Linked DNA regions of Homo sapiens: all the other regions are linked to region 1. A link is a contact called in ENCODE Hi-C or POLR2A ChIA-PET data. All regions are on one chromosome and are shown on one strand. The core of a region is the stretch at or near the end of the contact, and the rest is flanking DNA. Distances in the headings are between cores, read along the strand shown.

Region 1 (5,864 bases), core at 725-3,224:
AATATAACATATTTGCCAGAAACTGCCTTTCAAAGCAAGTGGGAAATATCCTTACTAGTTCGGAAAAGTTCAGATATTTAAAAGAAGTAAAATTTTGCACACCAATTAAAATTGAAGTGCCTTTGTGTAACTAGAAGTGAAATCAGCACATAAGAACTTTTTTTGTAATTTGTAATCTAATTTATTCAAGTTGAAGAGACTTGCACATTATTTAAAAAGTATAAAATGAAGTCACAGTCATCAAAAATACAGTACAGTGTGTTTTGACCATACAGTAATTAGGGTGATTTTCTCAGGAGACTTAGTCACATAGCATGCAACATTTAAAATGTGTCTTCCTCAGCCAAGAGCAACAAAGTGAGACCAGCCAAGAGTCAGTCATATGACCACCGGCAAAGTTGCCAATGCAGTTTTTCCATTTCATGTGCCCTGTGGAAGGGCAAAAGTGGAAAAGCAGACCCAATCGCAATGGGCAAAAGTGGAAAAGCAGACTCAATTGGAATGCTAGTTTTTTTCACATTGTGTAAGTTAAAGGTACAACAGCTGCTATATGCTAAATTATCACTAGTTATGGGACTTTAGTTACAGTACTTGAATTTCCCCCCAATCCAACTTCTTAAAATGTGTTGAAATACCAACTAGCAATAAGTTAATTTCTCCAGTGTAATTGAATAGTCTAACTTGGTATCTTACTCCTTAACTGATTTTGACTAAAATTATAATATTTACAGGAAAAAAAAAAGTTCAGAGTTAAAAGAATACCATGAAAGGGCAAATGATTTTATGGACAAACTTTGAACTGCATCTTCACTGTTCATTACCTTACTGTATTTGCTAAGGAAGCTAAGATCTCATTTAATTTTTGTGTGCTTTGCTTTGGTTCAAAACTAACATCACATTCTCAGAACTTGGTCAGGCCTTAATCAAATAAAATGCTATTGAGCTTCCACTTGGTCTTTCCACTCTGCTAAGTGCAAAGACAGTTCTGGAGAAATCAGTCGTGGCTCATGTCCTCAAGGAGTTGGTCAAAAGACAAGGCTTGGCGAATATGTACGTGCCATGTCAATGAACTGCTACAATGGAATAAACTTATAATAATGCCTAACATTTATTGACTCCTCATAATAAGGCCATAAACTTTGCATGAATTAACTCATAGAAACGTTATGACGTTGTATCACAAGCAATCCTAATTTGCAGATGAGGACACTGAGGCTTAGGGAAGTTATCTAACTTGCCTAAGGTTAAAGCAATATACTGCTTTTATGGTTGCATCTTTAGTAATCTCTGGGGTTGCTGGGACTCCAGTGCGAGAAAGAGCCCGAAATTCGCAAACTTGGATGATGGGGAAGAAAAGGTGTGCTAAACTCAGGTCACAGAGGTCCAGTCTTAATCTTGTTCCTCTGCAAGCCTTGTTGCTCACACCTCTTGACCGACAGTTCGAGGCAAGTGCTCACAGCAAACTTACTCTATGTAAGCCAAGGCCAGATGTGGGGAGAAGGGGCTGAGAAATGTTAGAAACGTGAACGCAGTCCAGGCGGGAGAAGAGAAGGGGGCCTCGAGGGGTGCCCCTATGCAGCCCACACACACGCCAGGCACTAACTTGGAAAAGCAACAAGCTTGGCGGGAGATCCTCCCGCGGCCGGAGGGCCCTGAACCCTAGGCCAAGACTCATCCACAACCTAGGGGGAGGCGGCCACCAGCGCCCCATCGAAGCTAAAGGGCTGACAGAAGGGCTGTAGCGGCAAGTGTGCGCCAACACAGCTGCACACGCCCAGACACCTGAGGCGCTGAGAGGAACTTCCCCGCGATCCGCCCCGGCTGCACAGAGCCTCTTCTCCCCGCCGGGGCCCCGCCCAGCCTCACTTCTTTTAAAAGCAGCAGCCAGCAGCGCGCCGGTGGCGTGCGGCTCGAAAGGCCGGGAGGACGTCATCGACGCGCTGTCGAGCCTCCAGCCCGCCCGGGTTTCCTTCGCAGTCGCGCACCGACGCTCAAACGCGCGCTCCAACCCGCAGCCTCCTCCTGCCTCACCGCCCGAAGATGGCGGCTCTCAAACTCCTCTCCTCCGGGCTTCGGCTCTGCGCCTCTGCCCGCGGATCTGGGGCAACCTGGTACAAGGTAAAGTGCGGGGGAAGAGGAAGGCCATGGGCAGGAAGAACGTGGACCAAACCCTGAGTGGTGCCCGCGTTTTCTTCTCTGCCCCTACCCGCTCTCTCCAGCCTGGGATCTGGCATCCGTGGCGCGGTGCCCTGGTCACGGACACGCGGCGACGCGTTCCTGGCCTCGCCGGCCCCTCGGATGACCGCCTTTGCTTGGTTCTGCAGTCGCTTCCCTGATGGAGCGAGACGCGATAAAGAAGCGCGCGGAGAGGCTGAGAAGGGGCGGGAGGACTCCTGGCAGCGCTCCCGAGCCCTTTGGCGCTCGTCGGCTTCCCTCCTGGCACCCGCCCTTGGATAGGGACTCTGAGGGTCTGAACGGGGGGAGGAGGGCGCCAGTATATGGAGGTTTAGGAGTGAGGCAACAGCGGGTAGGTTTGCGCCCCCGATGTTGGATCTCTGGGCAGAGGAACCTCTAGAGGCCCAGAACCTGAGGCTGGGTTAGCCATGGCTCTGCTCGAGTTCACCGGGGCTGGATGCCGGGTGCGGCGGGTGTGGAATGCCGCTCCCATCCTCTCCTCCCTATTTGGCTCTGCTGCCCCGTAGACTGGAGCGCTCGCCAGGGCGTCTTGCCGGCCAAGCTGGGAAACCATCCGAGGTGTGTCCCTGGCCCGCGCCTGGGCTGCAGGGGAGGACAAACCTTTCTCTCGAGGCCCCTCGTATCCGGGTTAGGGGCTTTCGGTTTTCAGAGCCCTTTGAAATCCTTTTTGTGCCCCACTGCCGACTCTCCACCGAGTGGTATCCGGAGGCATTCCCACCGTGGACTGACTTGTGGTTTTGCCTTATGCACTGTCCTCGCTTGTAAGCCCACCCCTGTCTGGAGCCCTAGGAGCGAATTACAGGACCAGAGCGCCAGGTCCAGGAGGGTGGCTTTATCCCCGCCGTCTCAATCGCGGGAGCCTCTTCCTTGGTATTCAGTAATAGGTCTGAGCTTGACAGCGTGCCATGCACACGGTGCTTACTCCTGAAGCGTGCCTGCCTGGCCCCATTGCTCTTTCCTGCATCCAATCCCTGACCGCTGAGAACACAGAGGAGCCACTGAGCTCCTTCGGTAGGTGCTAGGGAATGGTTCAGAACTGGACCATTTTACTCTTAAATGCCTCTTAGGAAGCATTTTTATAACTGCAGATAGACTTGGATATATAAAGCATTATTAAAAGGGAACTTGACCTTCAGTGAGATTGCAGCGGTGCTGAAGCTAATACAAACCAGAGCACAGCGATACCCTTGGGCCGAGGTCAGGAACGTTCCTTCTTTTGACAGTTACTGATTTGCCCAACTGTAATTTACTCACTTCAAGTCTTTTCCATCTTGAGTATATCATTAAACCATTTCCGAAGCTCAGCAAACCTCATCTTAGAGGGACGAGATGCAAATAAGGGGTTCTGCTATATCTCATTAAAAGTTCATACAGAGTTCAAACTTAGCCCTGTCAGGCTTGATTATCATAGGTCTAACTCCTGCCTTCCACTATTCCCCTAGCTTGTGGCTCTTAGTGCCCTTATTGTTTTTTTTTTTTTGAGACGGAGTCTCGCTCTGTCGCCCAGGCTGGAGTGCAGTGGCGGGATCTCGGCTCACTGCAAGCTCCGCCTCCCGGGTTCACGCCATTCTCCTGCCTCAGCCTCCCAAGTAGCTGGGACTACAGGCGCCCGCCACTACGCCCGGCTAATTTTTTGTATTTTTAGTAGAGACGGGGTTTCACCGTTTTAGCTGGGATGGTCTCGATCTCCTGACCTCGTGATCCGCCCGCCTCGGCCTCCCAAAGTGCTGGGATTACAGCCCTTATTGTTTAGCACTTTAAATCCTCACCTGCTGCTTCTGTTGAACTGTACCACTTATCTACTTGTTTAACTTTTCAGATGTGTATATTGTCTCCTCAACCAGATGACAGTTCCCCGATGGCAGAGACCATATTTATGCCTTACACTTAGTCTCCCTCAACAAACACACTACTCTGCATAGATCAGATATTCTACACATGTTTAAAGTACGGATGAGAGAACCCTCCAGGCAAACAGAAACCTTGAGTTTTTCCACTAAACATAACTAACAGCTAAAACGAGATAGTTATTTTCTTAAATGTTTAACATTTTTATAATGGGCAGGCCCAGTGTCTCGCAGACCTGAGAGTGCATCAGCATTACCTGGAGGTTTTCTAAAACAGATTGCTGTACCCACCCCCAGAATTTCTAATTTAATAGGTCCTGGGTGGGGCCCTAAACTTTGCATTGATAAGTTCCAGGTGATGTTGATGCTGCTGGTCTGGGGACTGACTGCCCCTTTCAGAGTTATCTGGCATGGACTTAGGTGAAAATAGACTATTGGGAGGTATCTTCTTTTCTTCATTATTACTGAGGGGCAGTGGGGAGCATTTAATACTATTTTCACTATAGAAAATTATTAGTGGGAAAAAGGTTATAAGAGTACCACTAACACTTTACCCACCATTCATCCTTGACCCTGTCTTTTCCCAAATCTCTTTCCAACCTCTGACTCTCCTGAGCTGCAGTCCTTCTGGTGCAACTGGTGAACTTCACTTGGATGTCAGTTGGTGCTTAAAGCTCTTTCTGATCCAAAGCAAACTAGCCATAAAGTGGCTTTCCCATTCCTTGTTTTGTTCTTCTATCACTGTGCTTAACAGCACCAGTATCCATCCAGTATATAAGCTGGAAATCCTGGAACCATCTTCTCTTCTCCTTGCTGCACTTCCAATTGATCACCAAGTGTCATATGTGTGCCTCTTTCTGAAATGTTCCTCAGTGCTGTCCCTGGCATTCTTTCTCAGCAACTGTTTCTTCCTTATAGCTCCCCAATTAAATACTATGATTGTGTTTAAAATTTTGTAATTATTTAATGACTACTATCTTTGCTAGTTTGTAAGTTTCATTATAGCAGGGGCTATGTCTGGGTTTTATTTTCAATATTTTAACTTTGTAGCCCCAGTATTTTGTATAGTTGGTACAAATGAGTGAAGGAAAGAAATAATGAGTTTCCATACCACTTTCTTAATTCAGGCTTCCTTTGAGTTGTGACATCTGTTTCAAAAGCTTTGCTGTCCCTTCGTCATGGAATGATCAAGTCACAAATCAACACTAAAGAACTTACTCATGTAACCAAATACTACTTGTTCCCCAAAAACCTATGGAAATAAAAAAATTAAAAAGAAAAGAAAAAAGAAACTCTGCAGTGTGGTCTGTAAGGCTTTTTACAAACTGCCTCAGTCTGCTTCTCCAGCCTCATCTTCATGAACCTCTCTCCATGAGACCTGATCCCGCATGTCTGTAACCACACAGCCTTTTCATATCGCTGAACTCTTACTCATGTGGCTCCCTTGTTTGGAATCACTGTCCTGACAAGTATTTAACACCTGGCAAACTTTGGTTTTCTAGTCCACCAGGTAGAATGAATTACTCCTTCATCTGTGCTCCTTCGGAGCACTGAGTATCCCTCCAGCATTGGAGAAGAACATGTATGTTCCCTCAATAACAATGCACACCACTGCTGTAGAGAATTGCCTAGTGTTGTAACTCTCTGTGAGCTCCTTGAGATTTATTCTTGTCACATGTGCATAATTGGCAGTGTTTAGTTCAAGGTGAAAATTCTACCTTTGGTAGACACCGGTCCTCTTCTGGACAGCTAAAGTATTTTCACACACATCACTACCTCTTGGGAGTGATGCCGTGCTCTGCAGGTCTGTGAGTGTATCCA
Region 2 (5,505 bases), core at 1,024-3,523, 1.2 Mb before region 1:
AGTCTTTTTTTTTTTTTGAATGTTTAAAAATGTTTCCATTTTGTGCCACCTTCCTTTAGTCAACAATAACCCAAGTTTTGTTATTATTAGTTTATTGGTTTAGCCAGATTTATCTTGATGAAATTTTACAAAAATATACTTTGCGGCTGGGCACTGTGACTCATGCCTGTAATTCCAGCACTTTGAGAGGCCGAAGCAGGTGGATCACTTGAGGTCAGGACTTTGAGACCAGCCTGGCCAACAGGGTGAAACCCTGTCTTTACTAAAAATACAAAAATTAGCCAGGTGTGATGGTATGCACCTGTAATCCTGGCTGCTTGGGAGCTGAGGCAGGAGAATAACTTGAACCTGGGAGGTGGATGTTGCAGTGAGCCGAGATCGTACCACTACACTCCAGCCTGGGGAACAGAGCGAGACTCCGTCTCAAAAAAAATGCTTTTCTTTATTCTTTGTTTCTTCTTCTATATGACAAACAATGAAAGAAAGTATTAAAGGCTGGGCATCATTTGTGGTTTGTGTCCCACAGTTTGCATTCCAGATTTGATCTGGTGCCTAGAACCTGCATACACTTAGCATTGCCACCCAGCACCCAACTCTACCACATCTGTATTAGTCTGTTCCCACACTGCTATGAAGAAATATCCAAGACTGGGTAATTTATAAAGAAAGAAGTTTTAATTGACTCAAAGCTCTGCATGGCTGGGGAGGCCTCAGGAAACTTACAATCGTGATGGAAGGCACCTCTTCAGAGGGCCGCAGGAGAATGTGTGCCAGCAGGGGAAAATGCCAGGCAATTATAAAACTATCAGATCTCGTGAGACCCACTCACTAACACGAGAACAGCATGGGGAAAACCAACCCCATGATTCAATTATCTCCACCTGGTCTCACCCTTGACACATGGGGATTATTACAATTCAAGGTGAGATTTGGGTGGGGACACGGAGCCAAACCATATCAGCATCTCTCCTGATTTTCCAAATGCAAATGTCTTATAGTCTCTTGCTGAGGAATATACAGTTGCCGACTTGCCCTTTCTCTGACCACCCCACACAAACACCATATTGGAATCAGACAGAATCTGAATGCCGGAACTAGAATGCCTCCTCCTTTAGGGAAGTAAGCTCCATAACTCCTGTCCACATTCCTAACCTGGAAGAGTGACCCCTTCCCTCCAGAGGTGCTGATCCCACCATTTTTGCTAAAATAGGAAGCTAGGGTGGAAACGGAGAGAGGAATGGTGGGTGAGATATTTTGTTTTTTCAAAGGCTCTGCACAGTATCTTCAATTAGATAAAGTGGCTGTAACTTTTCTTCTATTGACACTGCCCTCTTTCCTTTATTCTACTGCCTGCAAAAGAAGGCAACTGAAGAAGCCTCAAGTACCAGGGCAGGTTTTGGCTAGCTGAAGAAAGGGTAAGGTATAGGGGGGAAGACTGGAGGTGACCATCTTGGGAGTGGGTGAGAAGTGAGAGCCCAAAATGGGTCTTCTTACCTCTCTGGTACATTCTGTGCTCTTCTCTGGTCTGACATCCGCCCAGGTTCATCCAGAAAAAGATGGAAATGATTTGAACAGGATAAGCTAGGGTGAGGATTAGACACGATGAGTTCAGCTGGAGACACTCATGGTAGAGTCTGGAGGTCTCTTTGGGGGATCACTTCCAAAAGTGCAGATTTTTAGAAAAACGAGAAAGGTTCTGGAAAGGGATGTTTTCCTTCTGCTCAATGGCAGTTTCAGGTTTCCTGTAAGAAAGGAGTTTGTAGCGTCAGTATATTTGACAAATGTGGGAGAGGGAAGATTCAAGAGCTTGAAATTGCATTGCACTTCCCAAAGATGGAGAAGACATCAGGGATGAATTTCAAAGGTGATAGAAATCGGGAACTGCCCTTTGAGGATTTCAAGGGGAGAGGGAGCAAAGGCCTCACCATCAATCCACACGTCCTGTGCTAGAGTCTTGCGATTCTTATTTCCCCTACCCTCCTGCAACGATTATTCCCATATATCAAGGCCATCTGACAGAGTTAACCATCAGAATTAAATAGCAGTTCCCACAGAGTTCCATCCCCTGGAGAGGTACCTAGCTGCCGGGGCAGGCCTGAAGCCTCGGTCAGGAGGCATTGAGTCTTTCACTCTCCACGGAGGTCTTGGACTGAGAACTTCAAGTTCCAAAGGGATGAGGTGTCGGCTTCGCCCTTAGGAGCCTGGAGGGCTCTGACCAAGGAGAAGGGCGGAGCCCAGCCACTGGAAGGTTTGTTTCTTGCAGTGGAAGACGGTTGGCGACCCGGATGGCTTTTGTTACCAGGGCCAGCCCAATCCGCCCGATTCTCGGTCCCTATACTGCCTCCTTTTCCCATGCGCATCGCAAGGGATCGGTTGATGGGGCCCTCAGTATGACTTCGCTAGGAAAAATAAAGGTCTTCTTAGGCGGGAGGGGACTGATTTGAGGACGGAGGGTGGGAGTAGTGCCAGCAGCACTTTGTCGTAGTGGCACTGGGTGGGCAGTTATCAGTTGCAGTCCGCTCGTTTCTCAGTGCCCACGGTTTCTCACTGACAGTGCAGCTCGTTTCTCAGAGCCGGCGGATGTTCATGGGCAGCACCATCGAGCCAGAAGCAGTATTTGTCCTGGTAAGTCATTTCTCAACTGCCGAAGTGTACTAGGTTCCAGTCCCGCTGGTTTCTCGAATCTGCTAGTCCCACACGAGCACCAATAGGTAAACCCAGCCGGCAGTTTCCGGCTAGCACTTTCGCTATTTGAAGACATTAGGAAGTTATGTGGTGGCTCCGTACCCTCCTTTCTCCATCCGAGGCCGGGGTCCTAAAGTCGGTGTCACGGTGGCAGCACCCAGCGTTTTGTTGGCTCTTTCGCCAGCAGCGCCGAGCGGGGGGTTTTCTGTCACAGCACTTGTTGCACCGAATTTCTCGGTCGCAGAACCTCTCTTTTCCGAGGGTCGACATTTTCTGCGTGACAACACCGTTGGTTCCGCCAAAATGGATGTTGTCCTTGGGAACTCCTCCGGCTGGCGTCACTCTTAGGGTCCCAGCACCGCCATTTCGCCAAGCCGAGTTCTCTTGGTCGCGGCACATCTTGTTCCTCGGTGCCTCCATTTTCTCGGTGGCGGCAGCGCTCTGGTAGCCGATCTGAGGGATTTGGAATCGCAGCCAGTTGCGCAGAGTCTGGGGTTCCCGGGCGACGCCGGCGCTGGGCGGGGGAGCCCGCCGCTCCTCCGAGCCAGAGGCAGAGGAGCTGCGCGGACGCCGTCTCTTCACAGCGCCGCGAGCGCCGACGCACGGGTTCCTGCTCGGCCTCCTGAACCCAGTCCCCCGGCGGCGCCGCTGGCGTCTCTATCGCAGGCCCCTGCGGTTTCGCCCGTCGTTGGCTTCTTGGTCCTAGCAAGTTTCGATTTCGCGGTGCCCGCTATTTCTACCTCTTGTCCAAATAACTAGCCAAAATGTGATTTCTCAGCCTAAGCAAGTCCCGATTTAGGGCATCGGTCTAGCCCTGGCTGCGATTTCTTGGTCCTAGGAAGTCACTGTTTAGCTGTAGCAAGGCAGACTTAACCGTGCGATGGTGACTTTTCTTTTTCTTTGGTTCTTTTTCTTTTCTCTTTCTTTCTTGATACGGGGTCCGGCTCTGTCGCCCAGGCTGGAGTGCAGTGCCGCGATCTCGGCTCACTGCAACCTCCGCCTCCCGGGCTGAAGCGATCCTCCCACCCCAGCCTCCGGGGTAGCTGGGACCACAGGCACGCGCCACCACGCCCGGGTAATTTTTTGTATCCTTCCTAGAGACAGGATTTCGCCATGTTGCCTGGGCTGGTCTCAAACTCCTGATTTCTTAGTCTGACCAAGTCAGAGTTTAGTTATTTCTTACCGTAGCAAGTTGAGAGTTATTCCAGTTTGCGATTTCTGGTTGTAACAATTCTGGCTTTAACCATGCCTACATAATTTTAGTAGTAGCAAATTCCTGTTCCGTAATAGGAGCCCCCATTATAGCCATGCGTGCGGTTTATAACTCCTGTATTAATCTAGGTACTGAAGAATGCAATTTAAAAAAATTTAGCAGTGTCTGGAATTTTTAAATCATACCAAGTTAGAATTCGCAATAGTCTCGCCCTGGCTATGCTGGCGATTTTTCACTCATGTAGAAGTTGGGGTACGTCGGCTACAGATAATTGTTGGTGTCGCAAATACCGGTTTAACCATGGCTGTTTCTTCTTAATCCGAGGAAACTTCGGATAGGCGCAAGAGGCACGGGTTTAGTGCTGACAAATATAATGGTAGGATCTCACCATTCGACCCTGTTTGCAATTTCTTTCTGTTTGTAGGATGCTTTGTATGTTTTGTATACTCAAAAAAAAAAATTTTTTTTTGGTGTATCTTGTTCTGGCAGCGAGGTTATCAGTGTATTTTGTTTTAATTTCTATTTGCTTTTAAATTTTTAATTATTTTTTAATTTAAATGTTACGGTATTTTTTTCTTACCCACTGTCTTCCCCGGTAGAATAAATGTGGCGTATTTCTTCTACTGATTTTCAGTGTCACGTCTCAGGTTCTTTCTAACTTGCCTTCTCCCGTGAGCACTGAAGGCGAGCTAGTTCCCCGCCGCTAGGGTTCTCTTCCGCGGCTCTGCTCTTACGCCGAGCCAGCGGTTTCGCATCCGCACTTTCGCCACTAGGGGCGACTCCGTGTTTTCTCGGTTGCCGCGCTCTTGGTAGCGCTGAACAAAACAACATTCCTTGTTCACAAGACTCACATGTTCTTTGTGGTATCGCTTCCTGTGTCCTAGCACGGCTACTTTCCCCGGGCTGGCTGTCTCACTGTCTCAGCACCGTGATTGGGCAAGACTGCTGGCAGGGCTTGGCCTCGGTTTTTCTGTCACAGGCGTATTTCACTGGGTAGGCGCTTTCTCGGTGGAAGCACCCTACAACCTTCCAACCACCGATATTTCTCAGAGACGAGTTTCTTAGTAGCAATGCCTTAACTGCGCCAAAAATAAAGTTTGCCACAGGACACACCGCTATTCAGTGTGACACTTGATATTGATGCAGGATTTTGGCTCCTCAGCTCAGCTAAGTCCAGGTTGTTGTTGTTGTTGTTGTTTGGAGACGGAGTCTCGCTCTGTCGCCCAGGCTGGAGTGCAATGGCGCCATCACTGCTCACTGCAGCCTCCGCCTCTCAGGTTCAAGCGATTCTCCTGTCTCAGCTTCCTGAGTAGCTGGGATTACAGGCACACGCCACCACTGCCACCTAATTTTTGTATTTTTCGTAGAGACAGGGTTTCACTATGTTGGCCAGGCTGGTCTTGAACTCCTGACCTCAGGTAATCCACCCACCTCGGCCTCCCAAAGTGCTGGGATTACAGGCGTGAGCCATCGCGCCCGGCTAAGTTCAGGTTTTTGTTTCACCATCATGAAGAAATGGGCACGCAGATATCGAAGAGTGAGTGCAGTAGAATTTACTAAGCGAAAAGGAAAGCTCACAGCAAAAAGAGGGGTCCTGAGAACAGGTT
Region 3 (5,699 bases), core at 1,662-4,161, 1.2 Mb before region 1:
TCTACTAAAAATACAAAAATTAGCCGGGCGTGGTGACACATGTCTGTAATCCCAGCTTCTCGGGAGACTGAGGCAGGAGAATCGCTTGATCTCAGGAGGTGGAGGTTGCAGTGAGCCAAGATTGTGCCACTGCACTCCAGCCTAGGCGACAGAGCGAAACTGTCTCAAAAAAAAAAAAAAAAAAAAGAAAGGGAGATAATTCGAAGATTAACTTACTTCCTTTTGAGAACTAGTTTATTACCAGTTCTCCTTTATTCCTAGGGTGTAGCACCTTAGGCTTTTAACCCACATCTGAGTCCTCCTTTTTATTAAGATTGTTTGGAGCTGGGCGCGGTGGCTCACACCTGTAATCCCAGCACTTTGGGAGGCCAAGGCGGGCATATTACTTGAGGTCAGTAGTTCGAGACCAGCCTGATCAACATGGAGAAACCCTGTCTCTACTAAAAATACAATATTAGCCAGGCATGATGGTGCATGCTATAATCCCAGCTACTTGGGAGGCTGAGGCAGGAGAATCGCTTGAACCCGGGAGGCTGAGGTTGTGGTGAGCTGAGATCTCGCCATTGCACTCCAGCCTGGGCAACGAGCAAAACTCTTCTCAAAAAAAAAAAAAAAAGATTGTTTGGATTTATTCTCATTGTTCATTTCTGAGATGTTATCACTAAAGACTCCTTTAAATATTCCATTTTTGTGTAAGTTGGTAATCAATGTTTTGTCCTTAGTTGGGTCAGACAGAGTTAAAAGGGAATCAGTGCCCATGCTCATGGCTAGCTTGATAGTGATAGTGATCAATGAGTTTCAAAAGGCTAGGAGAAAACCAGGGAGCAATAGTGAGAAAGCATGAGTTTAGTCAGGCTCCCTCCCTCATCACCCCTTGTGTGTAAACTTTAGAGTCCAGAGCATTATTTTTAGTGATGAAGGTAACACTTTTATATGTTCATTGGGTTCTTCTGAATCTTTTAAGCTCCTGTTGTTTTCTTTGAGGGCCAAGCGAACAGAGTCCTGGCCAAAAAATAACATTATAGTGGTGAAGATAGAGACATTGAGGGTTGTACTGATAACCTGTGATAGGGAGAAGATGTGGATGGTTTTAGTGCAGACCCTTGATTTGAATATACTTGTAATCAAATAACTTGTGTTTTCCTGAAATAGAGATTACTAATAATATCACTTAATAAGATGACATTAGTTACATAAAAACAGACAAGGTAGCTGTATCAACACATTTAGAATCTTTATTGAAAAAATAAGAATAGCAGAATAGGACATGGAATTAATTGAAAAATAAAGAATACATAGAATGATAAAATTCAGCACTCTCATAGCTCTGACTAAAAAAAATATTTTTAAAAATTCAGCATGCTTTCTCTCAGCACTGAGCAGTGCAGTTTAGGACATGTTTTTGGCAAATTGTTGGTATTGGTTTGTCTTAAAGGATTCATGCATAGGGCTTAAGAAAGCTTCCTCTTACACGGTACTAAAGTGGCCTATTAATGTGTCTCTCTCCCCTAGATTAGAATTTTTTTGAGGAAACTGAGACTATATCTTCTCTGTGGTCTCCTAGAGGTCATCAGGGCCACTTTCATTTTAGAGGTTCCTGGTATATTAAAAAATCAAGAAATCGGCCAGGCGCAGTGGCTCAGGCCTATAATCCCAGCACTTTCGGAGGCCGAGGCGGTCGGATCACGAGGTAAGAAGATTGAGACCATCCTGGCTGACACAGTGAAACCCTGTCTCTACTAAAAATACAAAAAAATTAGCCGGGCGTGGTAGCGGGTGCCTGTAGTCCCAGCTACTATGGAGGCTGAGGCAGGAGAATCGCGTGAACCCGGGAGGCAGAGCTTGCAGTGAGCCGAGATCGCACCGCTGCACTCCGGCCTGGGGGACAGAGCAAGACTCCATTTCAAAAAGAAAAAAAAATCAAGAAATCCCAAGTTTCCAAAAATTGTAGCCTATTTTAAATATTTACATTTAACAAATTTCTACTTTTTCACAAATCAGAATATAATACAATATAATCCAGCTTTTCAAAAGCTAATTTTCGGAATTCTAAGAAATAACATATTGTTAATAATTCATCGTGCCCTAGGGGGACAAAAATTTAAAGTTGAAGAATTAGCATCTTTCAGTCCTGTCACTGTAGCTCTGTCTGTGAGGCCTTCCACATATAAGAAGTGTCACGTCAAATGTGCCTGCTGTCTCCCTCAGCCCAAATTCTTGTCTTGGCCCTGGTCTTGTCATCTTTGTACCACGAGCCTAGTACAGTGGTTGCTTCATGGCGGACACTCAACAAATGCTTGTTGACATTTGTTTTTAAACTAAACTGTTTTAAGAATGATTCATTTGCCTTCTGAAAGTCAAGATACCAGAAAATGAGTCTGTTATTCAGTTTCTAGAACTCCTAAAGCACTATTTTACACATAATTTTCAGGCTTTGCCAAACTGTTACTAAACTTACAGTGGATGCTTTCCCCACATGATTCAAATTTCTGGTATGGAAAAATCTAAGCATAAAGGATGTGTGTGTGGAGGGGGAGGGAAGGCAGTAAATACCTCAACTCCTGACCCCATGAACCCATTTTATTAGGGATAAAACCAACGGTTGACTCATTGAGGGACTTTCTACAGTCATCTCAGGTGTATGCTAGACATGAAAGTCCTAGAAAGTTCTAGAAACATCCCAGTCTGTGGAAAGCAGCACCACCTCATCATAGCTGAATTTAGAACGACAGCATTGATCAATTCTCTTAGCACTGTATGAGCCAGGGTCGACACGCAGCAAGTCTTATGGAGCCCGTGTGCTGCTGCCCTCTAGTGGTTCTTCGGCCTGTGCAGGACCCACCGCTTTTCTCCCACCGTGAGGGGGCAGCAGAACTTCCAGGTTGTCAAACGCTGAAATCCGCTGGGCTGCTGAAACCAGCCAAGTCCATGGTCCTCCCCTCAAGGCACCGGAGATCATCAAGTAGTGCAGGAGTCATCAGTCCCAACACTGGGAGAGATGAGATTTGGTCCTTCAACTAAAATGCAGGATCGCACCGCTAGTCCTCTTCAGTGTCATTCCCTGCTTTCAAGGATACAAAACCAAGGGGACGAGGACCGAGGACAGAATGGATCTGCCAGCAGGAACCCGAAGCCAAACTGTCTTTCTCCCCACTCTTCCGCCCCCCCGAAAATGAAGGTTACCGTCGGGAGGGAGGGCATGTGGCAGTAGTGTCTCTAGTGGACAAAAGGTGATATGTCCATTGTAGTTTGATTCACTCTTCAATTCTCCTGGTTTGTTGTTGTTTATATTTCCCAACCAAGGCTTCCTGTCCTCTCAGTTTTCTTTCTTTCACATTATTTTTCTCCCTAGATTCACTTGCTCGGATAGCTCCTAGATCCTGTGCCCTCATCATCTTTTCCAAGGCCATCATCAGGACTCATGCAGGCTTTTTTTTGGGGGGGACGGAGTCTTGCTCTGTCGTCCAGGCTGGAGTGCAGTGGCTCGATCTCGGCTCAGTGCAACCTTCACCTCCCGGATTCAAGCGATTCTCCTGCCTCAGCCTCCTGAGTAGCTGGGATTACAGGCACATGCCACCACACCTGGCTAATTTTTGTATTTTTACTAGAGACGGGGTTTCACCATGTTGGTCAGGCTGGTCTCGAGCTCCTGACCTCGTGATCCACCCGCCTCTGCCTCCCAAAGTGCTAGGATTACATTTGTGTTCCTGGTTGGTCGTTGAGGAAAGAGGAGATTGGCGGGGTGGGTGGTGGTGGGAAGGCTCATTGGGGGAACTGGCCCTTGGTCCTGGGTATCTTGGCTTTGTTGGCCAAGGGGTGTGTGGTGGGGTTGTCTGTGGTCAGGATTTGAGGGCTTCTGGGAGGGGGAAGCCGGCCAAGGGTAGAGAGCTGCCAGAAGTCAAAATCGCGGACATGGGTTGGGCTGCCGAAAGATTCAGCAGACAGACAACAGCCCCGGCAACTGTGCTTAGCCCTGAAATGCCTCTACTGAGTCCTCCTAACATTTAGTCCGAGTGTGCCAGGGTGCCTTTCTGACGCCTTCCTGTTGCTCTCCCTGCCATCTCTACCATTCTCCTGCTTCTTAGTGCTTTGGATCAAATAATTGGGCTGGAGAAGAGCAAGTGGTAGGGGACAGACGTCTGATTCTGGCCTATTCTGCAGTCATCCTAGCATGGGTTTAGAGAATGACATTTTTCTGTTTGCAAGCAGGGTAGGCCTGTAGACTAGGGATTGTGTGTGGGAGGCTCCAGCATGGTCAGTGACAATGGAGCTGTAATTATGGGTCTCAAATTCAATCATACAATCTAGGTACATCTGGGACTTGGGATTGGGGTAGGTCTGGAATCTGGTTACGTGGGAAAACTTTCCTTGGACAATTTTCATCTAAGAAGCGGCACTTTCATCTTCATGTTTCACTTTCAGTTTCATGGTTCTCTCCCACACCCCACCCAACCACAAGCACTCCCATTTCCTAAGCACATCACACTCCTGATGCCCCCATTTCTGGACTAGTTCGGTACTCAGCAGGGATTGGAGGAGCTCCTTGCTCCTGTTCTGAACACTGTGTTAATGGAATTTGGCAGGGCGTGGTGGCTCATGCCTGTCATCCCAGGGCTTTGGGAGGCTGAAGTAGGAGGATTGCTTGAGGCCAGGAGTTGAAGACTAGCCTGGGTAACACGGGGACACTGCCCCCCGCCCCCCGCCCCCGTCAAAACACACACACACAAAGTAAAATGAAAAAAATAATAATAAAAAAGATAGGAATTAACATGTACAAAAGAGACCAAAATGTCTATTTAAATATTTTACTTCTTTGTGGGAGAGTATTAAGAAAAAATATTTATAAACTTTCAAGATGAAATGTTGAGAGTTTTTCTTCTTTTGTGTTTTTCTTGTCTAAAAGTTGTGATGATAAAAAATAAACATTCTCAAAATATCCTAAAAACAAAATATATCTTGAATATTTACATGTTTTATTAAGGAATCTAGATTCATTTCTTTCTTTTTTTTTTTTTTTTTCTGAGACGGAGTCTTGCTCTGTCGCTCAGGCTGGAGTGTGGTGGCGCGATCTCGGCTCACTGCAAGCTCTGCCTCCCAGGTTCACACCATCCTCCTGCCTCAGCCTCCAGAGTAGCTGGGACTACAGGCACCTGCCACCACGCCCGGCTAGTTTTTTTGTATTTTTATTAGAGATGGGGTTTCACTGTGTTAGCCAGGATGGTCTCAATCTCCTAACCTCGTGATCCGACCACCTCGGCCTCCGAAAGTGCTGGGATTACAGGCATGAGCCACCGTGCCCGGCCTAGATTCATTTCTTTAAGAACATTATTTTTAAAAAGGATGTAATAAGTTTGTAGACATAAAATTGAATGTGATATCACTCATATTTCCTTTTCTGGTTTTTAGGAAAAGAAACAGCACACTCAAATAGTTTAAGCCTATAGAGATTTATTAGGGGTTAAAGATAACTTAAAATTTGATGGAAAGGTGAAGGCAGATTTTCAACTGAACTTCAGGAATGGCTCTCAGAACCAAACTGCAAAGAACCAAACTGCAAACTAGCTCCCTAAGGGTGAAACTCGGAAATTTGAAAACACCGAATCAGGTAAGTATCACCCCAGCTGCCCTTTTTGAACTCTCGTGCATGTTGGCTGTTGTGTTGGTATACACAGGGCAAGGAGACATTCCCAGAGTTGAGA
Region 4 (5,779 bases), core at 991-3,490, 1.1 Mb after region 1:
GAATGTGACCATAAGATAAATCTTCCCTCTGCATGTCTTGTTAGGGAGGTACATGTTTTCTTATTTAAGACTTTCATAGACATATATACAGAAAAGTGCACAAATGAGTATTTGGCTTAATGAGTTTTCAGTATTTCAGGTACACAGGAAACATGACCATGTAAACCTCTAGGCAGATTAAGAAACATTGCCACCATCTTAGTGTCTTTCATAATTAATATCGGAAGTGATAAACGGTCACTTCTGCCCTCTTCTGTAGGTAACACAGACCAACCGTGGTACAATATAGGAAGGCAGTGCATAAGGATGTGAATGCCAGGAGTGAATGCCATCTTGGAGGCTGGCTACCGCAGTCATGCATTGATCGTTTTCAAATACTACTGGTTCACTTATGCAGCCTGCACAAATATTGATGTATTTAAGCAAACAATGTAAATAAAAGTCACAACTGATAATCACTTATATCAGAAAATTCTGGAGATACTGGGAAGCTGCCAAGATCATTATGGTGAATACCATTTTTCCAAAATCATATTTTTTTTTTGCCTAAAATCTTGAATTTTATCATTGGCAACAAACTCAATTTTTTTTTCTTTCCTCCCTCCCTCCCTATTTCTCTTTTTTCCTTTCCTTTCCCCTTCCCCTTTCCCTTTCCTTGTTTTTCTTGAAGTTACAGATTCCCTTTGTTCATTTTCAAGAAAGGTTTGTCAAATACCCAAGTCCGAATAACCGGTTTGTCACTCATCTTAGTAAAATTTGTGTTCCAGGAAAAAAAAGTATTTACTTCAGTTTATAATGCCATCTCACAGTAGCTCTTCTTTGATACGTCATACTTCAATATGCAGCAGAAGTACTTTGTGAGGACTTCCAAGTTTTTACAAAGAATATTAAGTGTCGGAGTGGTTATAATAAAGTAACTTTTACAACTTCATCAGGGATATTCTCTGGTGACAGCGTTCATTTTTCCATTTTTTTTTTTTTTTTTGAGACCGTGCCTTGCTCTGTCATCCAGGCTGGAATGCAGTGGCATGACCTCGGCTCACTGCAGCCTCGACCTCCCAGGCTCAAGGGATCCTCCCACCCCAGCCTCCCGAGTAGTTGGGATTCAGGTGCGTGCCGCCAGGCCTGGCTAATTTTTGTATTTTTGGTAGAGATGGGGTTTCGCCATGTTGGCCAGGCTGGTCTCGAACTCCTGACCTCCCAAAGTGCTAAGATTACAGGCGTGAACCACCGCGCCCGGCCCATTTTTCTTACTGTGAGCGTGTGGTGGTGAAGAGCTCCAGTACGGTTTGGTGTCATTACTGTAATTCCTGTGGAGGGGCCAGCACCTTGACCTACCATTGCTTTTCCACCATCAGTGCAAATGTCAGCATTGTGCAAAGGGCAAATCACGTCTTCATATTAGTATGAAAATAATTTTGGCTTTGAAAGGGTGTCATTGACCCTCAGGACAATCGTTGGTCGACATCAGTGGTTCTCAACGGGGCAGGGTGGGAGGGATAGTTTTTCTTCCAGGGGAAATTTCACTGGGGAAACCATTGGCTGTCACAATCGACTGGTGGTGACATCCCGTGGACAGAGACCAGAGATGCTGCTAAGCACCCTACAATGCACAGAACACCCCGTCCCCCAACAAAGCATTATCCAGTTTGAAATGTTAATGGTGCTGAGGCTGAGAAAGTATGACTTCCAAAAATGAGTCTTTTGGGCAGGAGAGTTGGAGAAATTAACAATCTTGATTACCTTTATTACATGTGCTCGTTTATTTTCAAGACATGATGCACAGCTACGTTCTGGCTGTAATTCTGCCTTCTGGGTCCAACTCACTTGTAACTTTAACGTGAAGCCTGCAGTTCAGCCTCGAGCCTCCCTGACTAGCCTCCCCGCCCGGCCGCCTCGAGCCCTTTATAACCGAATTTTGCCTCTCTGTTCTCTGCGTCTGGCCGACCTCATCAGCTAGGCTATAAACCCCTTCGGGGAAGGAGCATATCCTAATCCTTTGAATCCCGTAAAATAAGTTTTCCCCTCACCTTGTTCCCCACTGACGGGACGCGAGGCTGCGCGGTACCGCGGGGGCGGCTCCTCTCGGTGCGCTCTTCAGCCCGCGCAGCCTCATTTTCCCGCGCTCGTGCGCTGCGGTCACTCAGGGCTGCTGCTAGAGGGCGCGCCCAGCCGCGTGGCCCTGACTACTACAAATCCCAGAAGGTCATGCAGTGGGGGCGGCCGCGGTGACTTCTGGGATTTGTGGTCCCGGAGAAGAGATTGGCGGAGGGGAAAGACTGAGTCGTCTTTCCTTTGCCCGCTTCTGTGGACTGTTCGAACGCCCAGGGGTGGGCCAAACCCGTTTCTTAGGAAACCAGGAATCCAGGGAAGGCAGGTAGGAATTTGGGCGTGATAATTTCTGCTTCCAGTGGGAAAGAATGTAAACACGGGGCCTTGGGAGCCGTTATCGGGTAACTGGGGCTGCCCGGTCGGCGGTGGAAGCTGAGGAAGAGGAGGAAAAAGAGGCGAGTGGGTGTTGTGATTAGGGGAGAAAGGACCTTCGGAATAGGAGTTGAAACCCGACGGGATCCGGCAGAGCCTGGTCGCTAGGGTTGGTCTCCAGGGACAAGCGAGTCTGAGGGTCGGGCCCGCCGTGGCACCTTCGCGGAGCTGCGCGGCCGCAACCTTCCCTGAGCGGTGGGACGGGCGGGACGAGCCGGCCGCTCCCCGCTGGAGAGGTGTCTGCGGCCCGGGGCGGTCCGTGAACGCGCAGGTGACGTCCGGGGCAGCCTTTCTGAGCGTTTTTATTATTGTTGACCGATGAAGGGAAAGTCACTAATACTGGTTTTTCTCTTGCGGTGGCGTTTTTGGGTAAATCGTTTCTTGGATTCCTCACCTCTGAATACCTCCTTTTACCCAGAAGGATGCTGTTGTGATTTCCTGATCTTGTTCATGTAGTGGTTTTTCCCTTTGGGTGCTGCATCCTCAGACACACTCAAGACAAGCCCTCTCTGGCGGCTGGGTAAATGTGAAGCCGTCGCCAGTTGTTGAGCGCCTACTATAGGGATCTTTGTAACAGTACAGGAATTTAGAATACAGCGTCGTTGTTTAGAATCGTTATGCCATTCCTGAAATATAATCCTATATAAAAGGTTGAATTTGTCTGGTTTCATGAGTTTAACATGAAACCGGTGTGGATTGTGGTTTACTCTCATGGTTTCTTACTCTGGTAAAAAAATGTTAAGTCTAGGATGTTGAAGCCTCGTGCTTCTAACTAGACTCAGGAAAGCCTCCTTCATAAGAAGTTTTAATTTCATGTTCAGATAGTCATAGAGGAACAATAAACTCGTTCGGCTTAAGATATCTGAAACAACTGGGAATGTTAAATTTTCTAATGCAGAAAGTGCTTTGCATGCTCTAGGATTCACATACCTTTTTAAGCCTGGCTAAGTTTTCTTCAAAGCTTAAGTCCTCCAGAAAGCCTCAAGTGTCTCTTCTCTGATGTCATGGCATCCTTTGTTTACTCTCTTGTAGCACATATCGTGTATGAAATTGACTGTACTCTGTGGTTTCCAGACACTTTTGAAGAAAATATAAAACTTTGCTAATGGCCTTGATAACAGATTCATGCTTTTACACAGTAGTGGGCCCTTGATACTACTGTTTGGTATCTCTATTTTTCCTTTGTTGCTTTTCCTTATCTCCACAGTGACTATTTTAGTCTTTTCCCTTTTTCTCAAGAACTCAGATCTGTTATTTTCCTTTTACTTTGAGCAGATGACTAGCCGCTGTTTGCTGGAGAAATGTGAAGCTTGGGGCATGAAATTCCTCATTTTCCTTTCCCTCCATCCCTGAACTTGCCTGTATGTTTCACTCAATATTAACTCCTTTTTTTGTCTGAGAGGACTGTATTTTTGTCTCCCTCTTTCAGGTTAAACTTGTCGATTGCTAGTGGCATCAGGCCTCCCACACCCTCATAACCTCAGTCTGTCCTGACCTCTGCAGCCCCTGATCTCTAGGTCTCAAGGGATCTGTGGAGGAGAATGGCTCAAACACCTGAGGCAATAGTGGCGTGGTTTTTTCACATATGGTTGAGAGCCACCACCTTGGGCCATAACTTATACTTGTCCCCAGCATTTATAACAGTGGTTTGGGTTGGAAGATGGGGAGGGTAATTGGAATCTGAATGACCTATTAATTTTAAAAGATGTGTGGGTCTGTTTCTCACTTTTTCCTTTCCTTCCCACCCTATCACAGCCCCTCATGTAATCTACAGATCTGATCAACGGTTTTTTTTTTTACTTTTTTTTCTTTTGATCAATGATTTTTATTGTAGTTTACCTCCAGTAAACACACTAGGTGTCCTTTAGTATGAGTAGGGTTCCCACAGTGCCTGGTGCCTCACCTTATGAATAAAGAAAGTTTCATTTGGAATCTTGAAACCGGAAAACGTGGTCATCATTCTTGTTACCATTAGGGATAATCATAAATACAAGACTTCTTTTTATCTTGTCTTACACTGATATCTTGTGAGTCTTTCCTAATGATCTGTATTTTCTCAGGTTGTCCTCACTGTGTGCCTTTTAACTTCTGTTCCATAGTATCCACACTTCTGTTTTCAGCCATCTTCCCCTACAATACTCATAGTCATCTTCAAACATGGGAAACTCATTCTCCTATAATATGATCGGCCTGGGGAGAGAGTTTGCATTGTCCTTATTCCCCAGCACAGTTTATAATCCATTAGTCCTCCAGGTTTTAAAAAAAATCTCAGTTCCTGTGGAAAGTTTGTGGTTCACTTATATTATCAGCCTGTATATTTCTTTCTTTCTTTCTTTCTTTCTTTTTTTTTTTGAGATGGAGTTTTGCTCGTGTCGCTCAGGCTGGAGTGCAATGGTGCAATCTCGGCTCACTGCAACTTCTACCTCCTAAGTTCAAGCGATTCTCCTGCCTTAGCCTCCCAAGTAGCTGGGATTACAGGCATGTGCCACCATGCCCAGGTACTTTTTGTATTTTTGTAGAGACGGGGTTTCACCATGTTGGCCAGGCTTGTCTTGAACTCCTGACCTCAGGTGATCCGCCTGCCTCTGCCTCCCAAAGTGCTGGGATTACAGGTGTGAGCCACCGCGCCCAGCCTGTATATTTCTTGATTGCTGTGATTTATTGGCACTCTCTCATATTCATTAAGAACTCAGACATACGACTCACAATTTTCTTACCCCTCCAAATTCTGCCATTACGGTAGGTCTTTCCATGTGAATGACCTCATAGCCACCCTCACTTTTTTTCTCACCTTCCTTCTAGTGATTACAGGGATCATTTTATTGTGCTTCACTTTATCACACTTCATAGATACTGCGTTTTTGCACATTGCAAGTGCTCAGTAACCCTGTGTCCAGCAAGTCTTTTCGTGCTATTTGTCCAATAGCATGTGTGCACTTAGTGTCTCTGTGCTACATTTTGGTAATTCTTGAAATATTTCAGATGTTTTAATTATTACTATATCTGTTATGGTGATCTGTAATCGATGATCTTTGGTGTTAACAATTGTAATCATTTTGGGTTGCCATGAACCATGCCCATATGAGATGGTGAACTTAATCAATAAATGTGTGTTTTGAATGCTGTACCACCAACTGGCTATTCCCATCTCTCTTCTTCTCCTTGGGTCTCCCTATTTCCTGAGACACAGCAATATTGAAATTAGGCCAGTTAATCCTACAATGCCCTCTAAGTGTCCAAGTGAAAGGAAGAGTTACACATCTCTCATTTTAAATCAAAAGCTAGAAATGATTTT

Evidence for each region. A loop is a pair of places that touch in the nucleus more often than their neighbours do. ChIA-PET counts read pairs that join two places held with the same protein, here RNA polymerase II (POLR2A). Pooled maps may share reads with other maps.
Region 2: a map of naive thymus-derived CD4-positive, alpha-beta T cell shows a loop between it and region 1 (16-fold over the local background). The contact joins the promoter of ANXA2R-OT1 here to the promoter of OXCT1 in region 1. A Hi-C loop is called at or near these places in 1 of 168 maps with a recorded cell type or tissue (naive thymus-derived CD4-positive, alpha-beta T cell) and 10 of 50 pooled maps. POLR2A ChIA-PET finds 5 or more read pairs at or near these places in 2 of 52 experiments (MCF 10A and naive thymus-derived CD4-positive, alpha-beta T cell).
Region 3: a pooled map shows a loop between it and region 1 (2.5-fold over the local background). The contact joins the enhancer-like site here to the promoter of OXCT1 in region 1. A Hi-C loop is called at or near these places in 2 of 50 pooled maps.
Region 4: a loop to region 1 is called in a map of naive thymus-derived CD4-positive, alpha-beta T cell, with 19 times the contacts of the local background. The contact joins the promoter of TTC33 here to the promoter of OXCT1 in region 1. A Hi-C loop is called at or near these places in 1 of 168 maps with a recorded cell type or tissue (naive thymus-derived CD4-positive, alpha-beta T cell) and 11 of 50 pooled maps. POLR2A ChIA-PET finds 5 or more read pairs at or near these places in 1 of 52 experiments (PC-9).

Annotation. Positions count from the first base shown.
Region 1 is chr5:41,866,535-41,872,398 of GRCh38, reverse strand. It overlaps OXCT1 (3-oxoacid CoA-transferase 1), which reads left to right and starts at 1,974. Exons shown (of 17, transcript NM_000436.4): 1 at 1,974-2,118. The coding sequence starts at 2,041. It overlaps OXCT1-AS1 (OXCT1 antisense RNA 1), which reads right to left and starts at 2,369. Exons shown (of 3, transcript NR_046635.1): 1 at 2,207-2,369; 2 at 2,017-2,108; 3 at 158-1,633. LOC102723752 (a long non-coding RNA gene) reads right to left here. Exons shown (of 3, transcript XR_925956.4): 1 at 2,797-5,864. RefSeq lists enhancers at 1,378-1,427, 2,258-2,337.
Region 2 is chr5:43,064,207-43,069,711 of GRCh38, reverse strand. ANXA2R-OT1 (ANXA2R overlapping transcript 1) reads left to right here and starts at 2,273. Exons shown (of 3, transcript NR_104651.1): 1 at 2,273-2,414; 2 at 2,555-2,625. LOC100132356 (a long non-coding RNA gene) reads left to right here and starts at 2,741. Exons shown (of 1, transcript NR_034127.1): 1 at 2,741-4,525. LOC100506639 (a long non-coding RNA gene) reads right to left here and starts at 2,689. Exons shown (of 3, transcript NR_102752.1): 1 at 1,926-2,689; 2 at 1,495-1,742. RefSeq lists an enhancer at 2,662-3,061.
Region 3 is chr5:43,103,008-43,108,706 of GRCh38, reverse strand. No RefSeq gene overlaps it. Among named protein-coding and RNA genes, the nearest start is that of ZNF131, 15 kb to the left of the region's middle. RefSeq lists an enhancer at 2,991-3,100. Within about 2 kb of position 2,911, at least 27 of the 41 ENCODE cell types and tissues checked have a DNase peak (open chromatin) inside an H3K27ac peak, as active enhancers do.
Region 4 is chr5:40,752,422-40,758,200 of GRCh38, reverse strand. It overlaps TTC33 (tetratricopeptide repeat domain 33), which reads left to right and starts at 2,240. Exons shown (of 5, transcript NM_012382.3): 1 at 2,240-2,377. RefSeq lists an enhancer at 2,217-2,366.